Linked DNA regions of Homo sapiens: region 1 is linked to region 2. The links are chromatin contacts, found by Hi-C or POLR2A ChIA-PET in ENCODE. All regions are on one chromosome and are shown on one strand. Each heading gives the region's core, a stretch centred on a gene start or an enhancer-like site at or near the end of the contact. The rest is flanking DNA. Distances are from core to core; before and after follow the strand shown. Region 1 overlaps PPM1K-DT (PPM1K divergent transcript). Region 2 has its middle 39 kb from the start of PPM1K.

The links. A loop is a pair of places that touch in the nucleus more often than their neighbours do. ChIA-PET counts read pairs that join two places held with the same protein, here RNA polymerase II (POLR2A).
Region 1: a loop to region 2 is called in a map of Caco-2, with 6 times the contacts of the local background. The contact joins two enhancer-like sites. A Hi-C loop is called at or near these places in 1 of 168 maps with a recorded cell type or tissue (Caco-2). POLR2A ChIA-PET finds 5 or more read pairs at or near these places in 7 of 52 experiments (HEK293T, OCI-LY7, T-cell and 3 more).

Annotation. Positions count from the first base shown.
Region 1 is chr4:88,318,880-88,324,331 of GRCh38, reverse strand. The region is part of intron 3 of PPM1K-DT (PPM1K divergent transcript); the gene reads right to left. Among named protein-coding and RNA genes, the nearest start is that of PPM1K-DT, 37 kb to the right of the region's middle. RefSeq lists an enhancer at 3,414-3,493. Within about 2 kb of position 3,536, at least 16 of the 41 ENCODE cell types and tissues checked have a DNase peak (open chromatin) inside an H3K27ac peak, as active enhancers do.
Region 2 is chr4:88,242,586-88,247,776 of GRCh38, reverse strand. No RefSeq gene overlaps it. Among named protein-coding and RNA genes, the nearest start is that of PPM1K, 39 kb to the left of the region's middle. RefSeq lists an enhancer at 3,114-3,646. Within about 2 kb of position 2,725, at least 3 of the 41 ENCODE cell types and tissues checked have a DNase peak (open chromatin) inside an H3K27ac peak, as active enhancers do.

The DNA.
Region 1 (5,452 bases), core at 2,287-4,786, 76 kb before region 2:
ATTACTCCAGCCCTCCAATGGGGATGCAGAAGCTTATATACTATCTTGAAGTTACACAAAGCCTGGGAGCTCAGAGCACGACCAAAAACACGTTAAGGTGGTAGTTAAATCAGGTCATAGTGGCAAGACAGGTTATGGGTGGCTAGCAAAAGTGGCCTTGTAGATGAAACTTCACAGATAGTAGCCATCAGAGAAAATAGATGGTAACATTTCTTTTAGACCTTTAAAATATCAGACTCTCAGTTAATCCTTCCTAGATCAGATGCGAGATGGCTTCAGAGAAAGCTTGGCTGCACCAATGCAGCTGTTTCTCTGCAGATGCAAATTTCCTCCTACAAAAGACAGCTTTTCAGCTATTCTTCCATTTCCAGCCCTTCTATTTTATTTTATTTTTGAGACAGGGTCTTCCTTTGTCACCCAGGCTGGAGTGCAGTGGCCCAATCTTGGCTCACTGCAACTTCCACACACACAATCCCACAAGGCTCAAGTGATCCTCCTGCCTCAGCCCTTTGAGTACTGGGAACTACAGGCGCGCGCCACCATGCCCGGCTAATTTTTCTATTTTTTGTAGGGTTTCGCCATGTTGCCCAGGCTGGTCTCGAACTCCTGGACTCAAGCGATCCACCCACTTTGGCCTCCCAAAGTGCTGGGGTTGTAGGCATGAGCCACCACACCCAGCCATCCAGCCCTTCTAAATAGCCATCGTGAACTATGTCCAGGAAATATGTATTTTGAGATAAAGTATTTTGATTTCCTTTAATCTCAAATGCATCAGTATGTATTTTCTCTCTAACCCCTTCCCCTTCCCACAATCCTTCATAGAGAGGCAATGAAACAATGTAACTTAAAAGATAAAGTAACTAAAATAATAGGTATCCTGAATGGATTCTGGAATAGAAGAATATTAGTGGAAAAACTGGTGAAATCCAAATAAAGTCTACAGTTAACTGTATTGTGCCAATGTCAATTTCTTAGCTTTGACAAATGTACCATGATGACATAAGAGATTAACATTAGAGGGAGCTGGGTGAAGTGTATATAGGAACTCTATGTACTATCTTTGCAACTTTTAAAAATTATTTCAGGCTGAGCACGGTGGCTCATGCCTGTAATCCTGGCACTTCGGGAGGCTGAGGCGGGCAGATCACAAGGTCAAGATTGAGACCATCCTGGCCAACATGGTGAAACCTCGTCTCTACTAAAAATACAAAAATTAGCTGGGCATGGTGGCGCACCCCTGTAATCCCAGCTACTTAGGAGGCTGAGGCAGGAGAATTGCTTGAACCTGGGAAGTGGAGGTTGCAGTGAGCTGAGATCATGCCATTGCACTCCAGCCTGGCGTCAAAGCGAGACTCTGTCTCAAAAAAAAAAAAAAAATTTCAAAATGAAAAGCGTATTGATTTTTTAAAAAGGTAAAGAAAGAACATAATTTAGACCAAAATTAGTCTCTGACTATTCAAGGAATCAGTGCATTCCGATGACACTGATATAAAATCTTCTTCCAGCTCATTCAAAGCAAGGCCAACCACGTTGCAGTGTTTTAGCAACATTTCACCAGACATAATTATTAACACATTACATAGATGAGAAAATAACTTTCATCTTAGGAGTGTGAGTCTTTTAAATCATCAGGCCCAGAGAGACATTAAAATGAGAGAGCTATACGTCCTATTCCCCGCTTTGAGCTATGGATTCATCCCTTGAAACTGCTTGCTATTGCCACAGATAGCTATAACTTAACCTAATAATGCTTAACCTGACACTATATCCACACCCTATGGCTTAACGATGTACAGCCAATCACTGATCAATGTTATATCTATAAACCAATAATAATTCTTGACAAACAACTTTGTACTAGCAATCTCTAGTCTCCTTTTTTTGCCTTTAAAAAATCTGCTTATAATACAGGCCAAATGGTGCTCATAACCAAGGCTACCTGGGTCTGAGTCTTCCAGGCAGCTCTTCCCACTTTGGCTCAAGTAAACTTTTAAAATCGTATTTGGTGTTAGGCCTCTTCCTTTTAGGTCGACGTGAAAAAGCTGTCTGAAACACCGTTAGGAAAAAAAACACTAGATCACAACACTAGAGAAAATATGTTTATATTAATGTAGATTATAGACATGAGGAGGAAAAATTTACCTCAAGAATGGCTTTGCTTTTGGAAAAACTTGTGAACTTCATCAAACTGTTGCTTGAGGCTACCTTGGGGAATGGGACCAGGGAAACATATCATTTTGACCCTATATGCTTTTTCACTGCAAGACCTCTTTTTTGGATGAGAATGTGTTAATTTTGTACATTTTTAAACAAAGTTTGTTTTTTTTTTAAATAGCAGGTTATGCATTATGTAGAGAAAATAGCTATGTTTGAAATGGAAAACTAGCAACAACCGTAGTAATAAAATATAAAGAAATATAGTAATCAAAAAGAAAGAAAGAGATTGCAGGAAGTCTGGAAGAGAATACATCCAAAATGTTAATGGTGCTTATATGTGACAGTAAGAGGAATTTTTTAAATTCTGTATTTTATGTTTGCTATAGTCAACATGGATTCTTTTCATTATCACGAAGACTTTTTAAAAATTACAACATTTACATACATATGATGATCAATTTTTTGTACTTTTATGATATTTGTTCCTACATGGGTCTTTAAACTTGACTAGATGGCAAGTTTCAGAATGCAAATCATAAATTACTTTTAGAACAGATCCTATTAAAAAAAAAAAAAAAGACAGGCCAAGCGCAGTGGCTCACGCCTGTAATCCCAGTACTTTGGGAAGCCGAGGCAGGCAGATCACGAGGTCAGGAGTTCAAGACCAGCCTGACCAACATGGTAAAACCCCATCTTTACTAAAAATACAAAAATTAGACGGGTGTGGTGGCATGCACCTGTAATCTCAGCTACTCAGGAGGCTGAGGCAGGAGAATCGCCTGAACCCGGGAGGTGGAGGTTGCAGTGAGCTGAAATCATGCCACCGCACTCCAGCCTGGGTGACACAGCGAGACTCTGTCTCAAAAAAAAAAAAGACAAAATCTTTGTCAGTGATGCATGATTGGTTTAGTTTCCTTTTCAAGATTATTTAGAAAAAATATTTAGCTGTGTACACGGGCTGCTTTCCAACATACAGGGAGATGCTGTTTGAATACTCCTGCAAAGTGTCTGAAAGCAAATATTTAGTAAGTATTTCAAAAGAATTTCAAACCTCTTCTGGCTTCCTATCTCTGTGGTTTCTCTTTTCAGTTGAATATCCCTGAGACACCACAAACAAAACAAGTGCCCAATCAAATCCACTGTCTTAGCTTCTTCACATTCCCAGACCTCTGTTCTCCTTCCACCTTTCCCTGAATTGAAAGCAGGGCTTGTTTGCTCCAGAAAAACAAACAAACAGAAAGATCTGCAGGGGACTTCACTTCTCCTAGGAGGGTGCTAGGCCAGGACGGCCACATTTCTCAGAACTAAGGGGAACAGAAACTGTCTGGTGGAAGGAGGAAGCTCTCAAGAACAGCACAGCAATAGCCCCGAGGAGCAGGGAGCACTTGGCAGCCAGGGTGAGTGTGAACTTTGAGAAGGAAGAAAGATGTTTAAAGGTGATTTGTAGGAAACTTTGCCCTTGTAAAGTGCTGCATCCCTCAGCCCCACTCCCAGGACAGCACTCCACCTCCATCTTCACCCCAGGCTTCAAACAAGGCAGTATAAAAACTGACTGTGTTTGAAGTCAGACTCCAACACTTAGTGGCTATATCACCTTGGTTAAGTTAGTTCACCTCTCTGTTCTAATTTCCTGAACTGATCTCCTCATTTGTAAAATGGAATATGGTCCTGCCTACTTTATGAGGTTTTTGTGAGGATTAACTGAATTAATCCATTAATATAACCAAAACAATGACTCACTATGATTCTAAGAGCTATTTAGCCATGCGTGAGTTAGCTATTGTTTTTCTGGGCTGTCAGAGTTCAACAGGTGCTGCTTTGAATGTACTTTGAGCAAACTCTAGCTCAAAAGGAATCTTGTAGAATTTGAGATACTATTTTGATTGTTACCATTATCCACTCAGTCACCCAATCACTCCTTTAACCCCTAGACTTAATCAAGCTCTGTTGATTCATACCCCTCAATAAGTCTCCTCTCCAGTGCCTCAATTTTTGCTTAGATCACTGCAAGAGCTACCAACATTTTTTTCCTTTCTTCAGCAACTTTCATCCTCGATGTGGAAGGAAATCAAGATATTTTACCCCAAAATATATTTCTTTGATATACTTTGAGATGACTGCCAGAGGGCCAGCAAACGGAATTGGCCCTACAAAGCTGTCTTTCCTGGGGGAAATTTACATCTGTAGAGAATCTATATTCATGCAGCCAGGATTCCCTTGTCAGATCTAGGAAAGATTAAGAGTCTGACACCTTTAGAGGTGAGAGAATTTGGTAAAGGTAAGAAGAATTTGTCATCTATTCTGTCTGCTACCCATGAGGTTTCATCTATATAATAAGGCCAACTTTGCTAGGCAGGCCTCCTGTTCTGTCTCTCTCATAACCTGTTTTGCCACTAAAGCCTAGTTTACCACCATAGCCTGTTTTTGGCTGTGCTCTGAATCCATATTCTTTCTGTAACCTCGAGGTGGAGGGCTTTCATTTTGAAGGCCCCTGTGTCATGAAAAACTATGATCAAATAAATTTGTATGCCTTTTCTCCTATTAATCGTCTTCTTGTTAAATATTTTCAGCAAACCTTCAGAGAGTGAAGGGGACGCTTTCCCTTGCCTTCAACAATGTCCTTCAAAATGGCACCAGATCCATATGCATTACTCCCCAGCCTAAGCCCCACTGCGTTTGATCAATAACCATTATTTTGTTTTCAACTCAATGTCTTACCCTCAAGTCCTGCTATTTCCCATCCACCTACCTCATCTTTGCCAGTATCCTCCTTGTACTGGCGTGACTCCAGTCCAGGTCCTTCCATGTTTCCTTTTCTTTCTTGGGGTTGATCTTTTCATGATTCTTTAACAAATCAGTTGCTATTAAGCCTTCATGACACTGATAAAAAATCTTCTCTTCTACAAAGTCTTTCTCAGCAATCCCAAGCAAAGTTAGTCATTTCCTCCTTTGTTTACATTTCACTTGATATATACCTTGTCTTTTCACATAACAGGTTGTGCTGGAATTATGTGTTTATGGGCCTCACTCAATGACAGGGACTGAGCATATTTCTTTGTTTGCCCAGAGCCACCCCCACATGCCTGGCACATCAAAGATGTTTAATAACGATGTAGTGAGTGAATAATAAATAAATGGGTTAGTATAACATCTCAGATGATATTTACATTGTGTCGATGAAAACAGTCAAACTCTGTAAAATATTTGAAGAGATTTATTCTGAGCCAGTTATGAGTGACTAATGGCCCATGACACAGCCTCAAAAGATCCTGAAAACATAAGCTCAAGGTGGTTG
Region 2 (5,191 bases), core at 1,476-3,975:
CAAACATACAAGTGCTTCATTATGTAAATACATAAAGTTTGCTGTATTTGTTGTGTAGATCTTCAGCCTTTTGAAAACGAACCAACCAACCAGGCAGCGCTGTGCTCTTGGAAGTCTTTCTTCTCTGTCAAGCTGATCTAGGTACCAATCATTAACTTTCTTATACCTAGATTCTCAGACCCCAAACATTTATGAACAGCCATACGCATATGCCAGGTAATAACAGAGGTGGGGTTGGTCTGTCTAGTAAAAATATTAGCTTTGATTCGAGCTTCCCTAGATGTTTGTACCACCTTTCAGTACACAAATCTGGAGTTAACAAGGAAAACTTGTCAGTTGCCAATGTTCTGTTCCGGTGCTTCGCTTTTAAAATTCAGAAAAGAATCACTGAAATAGATTTAGTATTTCAAAGTTCAAAGTTCTGTGTGACTTGGGGTAATGTTTATAGGCTCATTTATATTCTCACTTGGTTTACAATGCTGATTACAAAGCCTTGATTAAATACTTACTATGTGGACAGAATCTCACTATTGGACTATAGAAGCATAAGATCTGGCCAGTAACTCTGAGAAATTTATAATATAATTGGCAAAACAAGAAGTCAAATCTACAAGTGCTGAGGAGCTTGTAAATAATAATTATGAATCTTGATAATAAATAAAGAGATAGGTGGGAGGATCGCTTGAGCCCAGGAGTTTGAGACCAGCCTGAGCAACACTGGGAGACTGCCTCTACGAGAGAGAGAGAGAGAGAAGTAGATGAGAGGCTGGGTGTGGTGGCTCACAGCAGTAATCCCAGTGCTTTGGGAGGTTGAGGCAGGAGGATTGCTTGAGGCCAGGTGTTCAAGAACAACCTGGGAAATTCCATCTCTACAAAAATTTTTGTAAAAAATTAGCTGGTTATGGTGACATGTGCCCATAGTCCTAGCTACCCAGGGGGCTGAGGTGGAAGGATTGCTTGAGCTCAGGAGTTCAAGGCTGCAGTGAACTATGATTGCACCACTACACTATAGCCTGGTGAACAGAGCAAGACCCGGTCTCAAACAAAAACAAAACAAAAAGCAATCCCTGGGGATTTCACAGAGACTCCTAGGAATGGTTGGTTTATTCCCAGTGTTTTGAAAAAATAGATGTTCCAGGGTAAAATAGTTTGCATTGCAAGTCGTGTGCCTAAATCAATGTGAGCTCTGTCTGATTTTGCTTTAAGCCAGAGGTCTTCAAACTTTGTTCCACAGAACCCAGGAACTTCTCAAACATTTTATTCTAACTTTTTGTTTGTATGATTGGTGATTATATTTGATTCATAGTCTTTGATTTTTAAAAACATGCAAAACACATGAATATATTCTTGTGAAGATTTGTAAGTTAGCACATGTTATCGAGCACTGACTGGTATACTGGGCACAATTCTAAGAACTAAGGATACACTGATGAACAAAGGAAGTAAAAATCCATGCCCTCATAGAGCTTACATTCCAGTGAAAGGAGAAAAACAAACATAGTAAGTAACAAATTATATAATGTGTTAGAAGGTGAGTAATGCTATAAACAAGCATAAGATGAGGCAGACTGGGAACGCTAGTAGGGGGAATTATAATTAAGTCAGGGTAGGCCTCACAGAGAAGTTACCACTTGAAAAACTTGAAGGAAGTGAATTAATGAGCAACATAGGTAAACAGAGGCAGAGCATTCTTCGCAAAGGGAGCTGCCTTTTCAAAAGCCCTAAGGTGCATCAATGCATGTATATTTGAGGTTTAGCAAGGAGATTACAATTAGTAAAAAGAAAAATGAGATCTGAGAAGTATGGGTAGGGAATCAGTAAAAGGGAAAATAAAATCAATCAGTAAAAGGGAAAATGAGATCAGAGAAGTAGGGGGTAGAGAATACAGATTGTGCAGATCTTTTGATTCTTTTTTTTTTTTTTTTTTTGGAGAACGGTCTGTCAGGCTTGAGTATGGTGGCGTGAACATGGCTTACTGCAGCCTCAACTCCTGGCTCGAGCAATCCTCCTGCCTCAGCCTCCTGAGTAGCTGGGAATACAGGCGACATCCAGCTAATTTTTGTATTTTTGGTAGAGACTGGGTTTTGCCATGTTGTCTCAGGATCCTTAGGGTGTGGCTTCACCAGCCAGAAGCGTCTGTGGCTGGTGGCACTTATGCTTGAGTTTTGCTTATGCTCACTGGGATCGCCCACTTGGCCTGGCAGGCTGATCTTGGCTGGTGCTACCAGCCTGGATCCCATGCATGCCAAGAGCAAGCCAGGCATGAAGTGGCAGGGGTGTGGGTTGTGTCAGCGAGCGAGCGTGGAGTCTGGCCACTGTGCATAGCCAGGCAGGCTGGCTGCTGTGGCAGGGCAGGAAGCTCCAGGCATCAACACAAGCACTGGCTCTGTGCGAGGATGCGGCTAGACCAGATGTATTGCAATGGGCTTCCACTGCAGGCACCAGTGTCTGGACGAGGGGAACAGGTGGCGCCCAAAAGCTCAGAGATGCCAGGAACCGCAGAGTCCCAAAAAGAGTATTACAGCATGTCGAGCTCTGACTCAGGGAGCCCTGAGGTCTGGGCTCCCAGAAGGAGAGCCCTCTCTTCTTTCCTCCTCGTCCCAGTAAGGTGAGGTGGGGTGACGGGGGTTGGGGGCGGGGGAAGGTGGGGAGGGTGTTTCAGCCCGTTTGTGTTGCGGCTCTTTCAGTCCCACTGCCCTGCTTCAGCTCGGGGCTCCTGGGCTGGCCCCACCCCACCACTGCTTCCTGTCACATGGGACAGCTGCCTGGTGCCCATGGAGGGCAGAAGGGCTATAGTGTTACAGCCCCTTTAGCTCCTGCCACAGCTCGGGAGCCAGCTAGGAAAGTGTTACAGCTCCTTTTGCTCCTGCCATTCAGCGGGTCCTGGGTTCTTGTCCTGCTTCCAGGAAAAATGGAGTTATGCAGACAGCTAGAGGGTGAGCAAGGCAGAGGAGCTTTATTGAGCAGCGGTACAGCTCTCAGGAGAGAGGAGACCAGAAGTGGGTAGCTCCTATTCAGAGGCAGGTCGTCCTGAGTGTCTTGAGTCTGGCTGACTCCAGGGATTTTACAGGCTCAGAATGGAGGAAATGCTCAAAATGGAGGAAGTGTGTGCTGATTGGTCCATGGGCATGCCTGGAAAAAGCACCACTTGATTTGCCAAAAGGTATCAAGGAAGTTCTCACTGTGGGTGGGAGACTTTGTCCAGAACTGATAGCCCAGCCCCCAGGCTCCAGGGGACCCGCCCCTTCCCACGGAAGGAACCTGCCTGTCGCCCACCACCAACAACATGCTATCCATGGCACCCAGGCTGTCTGCGCAAGGGGCATCCTTAGGCCCGCCCCAAGCCACCCTCAGCCCCCCAGGCCTCCCTCCCGTACTCGTTGGCACCCAAAGTTTCAGCCTCAGAACCAGTTTCTGGAGGGGGCTGAGGTGGCGGTGGCAGGGCGGTGGTGTGTCAGTGCTGCCCCAAGTGTGTGCACACCTGGCCGGGTCACAACAGCACCTGGGCTCAGTTAACAGGATACGTCCGCAGCTTTGCTCTGCCATGGGGGCGGGTGCTGAGAGCGGGAAGAGGACAGGGAGTGAGAGCCTGCAGGGCTTCCCAGGGCCCTGAGAGTACAGGCATGCCTGGGTCCAGAGCCATGGCTGGGCGGCTGCAGCTGCACCCGGGAGCATGGGCTCCCACCCAACCACCCAACCAACTCCGTAGGGCATGGGGCTTTTGCTGGGATCAGCTGTTCCCGGCCCCGCCGGTTCCGTGGTGCATGCAGCCCTGGCTATGCCTCCCTCCCTGCAGCTGGTATCCTCACAGTGGCTACTCCAGGCAGGCCACCGCCACCATCAGTGTTGCCCAGGCTGGTCTTGAACTCCTGAGCTCAAGTGATCTGCCCACCTTGGCCTCCCAAAGTGCTGGGATTAGTGGCATGAGCCACTGTACCCAGCCCTCTTTGATTTTGACCCTAAGAAAGACAGGGAAATACATGAATATCTATTGGGAAATCTTTTTTGTTATTTATTTGTTATTATTTTTACCTTGCAGCTCCAGCTCAAAGGATGGGAAGTCTTTAAATAATAGAGATGTATATTTGCATCCTGCCTCCCAATGCCATACTTCCCAGAGATTGTTGCCATTTGGGGGCATGTCTTTCAGAGTTTCTTCTAGGTGATTTTGTAAATAAATGAATACTAGATACATACAGAAATATATATTTTTGTTCTGTGAGGTGTGTGTATGTGTGTCTGTCTGTGTGTGTCTTTTAATATCAATGAATTTATATGCCCTGTGTTAATTAGCAGCTTGCTGTTTTCAATTAATATGTATTGGAGGTCTTTGTCAATATAGCACATGTATTTCTATCTCAAACTGTTGCATAACATTCTATTGTATGCATTTGCTGCATTTTATTTACTCGTACCCTTGGAGATAAGCATTTAGGTTCTAGTTTTTCCTTCTTTCCTTTCTTTTCTACCTTTCTATATTGAATTACAATGGTCTTAATAGTATATTTAATAACATAAAATAACGTGTTACATCTGTTGAGGAGGAAACACATTATCCTCTACCTTCTCAGATTCTCTGGTTGGGACTAAGAATTAAACAGACATAAGATGGATAAACAGGAGAAAAGTAGACAAGCTTTATTAAATTTTTACATGTACATGGGCTTTCACATGACGCTCTAAAGAAGTGACTAGAGCAGAAATCTTTCTAAACATTTTTGACAAAGAAATTATACATTTATGAAGAAATAACAAGATAAAGGGGTTTGGACTGGAGGTAATAAATTGTGGGGAAATGACTGGGAGATATATGAATGGGGGTAAAACTAGTAAGATATAAGGATTATTTATTAAGTTTGTTTATGCAGATCCATTTCAATGTCGATTCCCAGTCTCTGGTGATAAGGATTTCTTGTCTTTCTGGTATAAGGAGGGCACCTTCCTCATGGGAAGTTTTATGGCCTATTCTTAAATAGAAAAGGGGAGGTCAGAGAGCCCTTCCTGCGTCAGCTCTTTCTCAAGTGCCTTCAGCTCAAAATAGTTAACATGCCAAAGCAGCATATTTTGGGGCAGCATGACCTTAACTCCTTCACATGAAACATGGGAGGAAATTTGAAAATTAAAGCTTGTGTTATCTTCTGTCAGAAAAAAAAGTATGTGTTTTCTAAATTGGAATCATTTAGATTTGCCC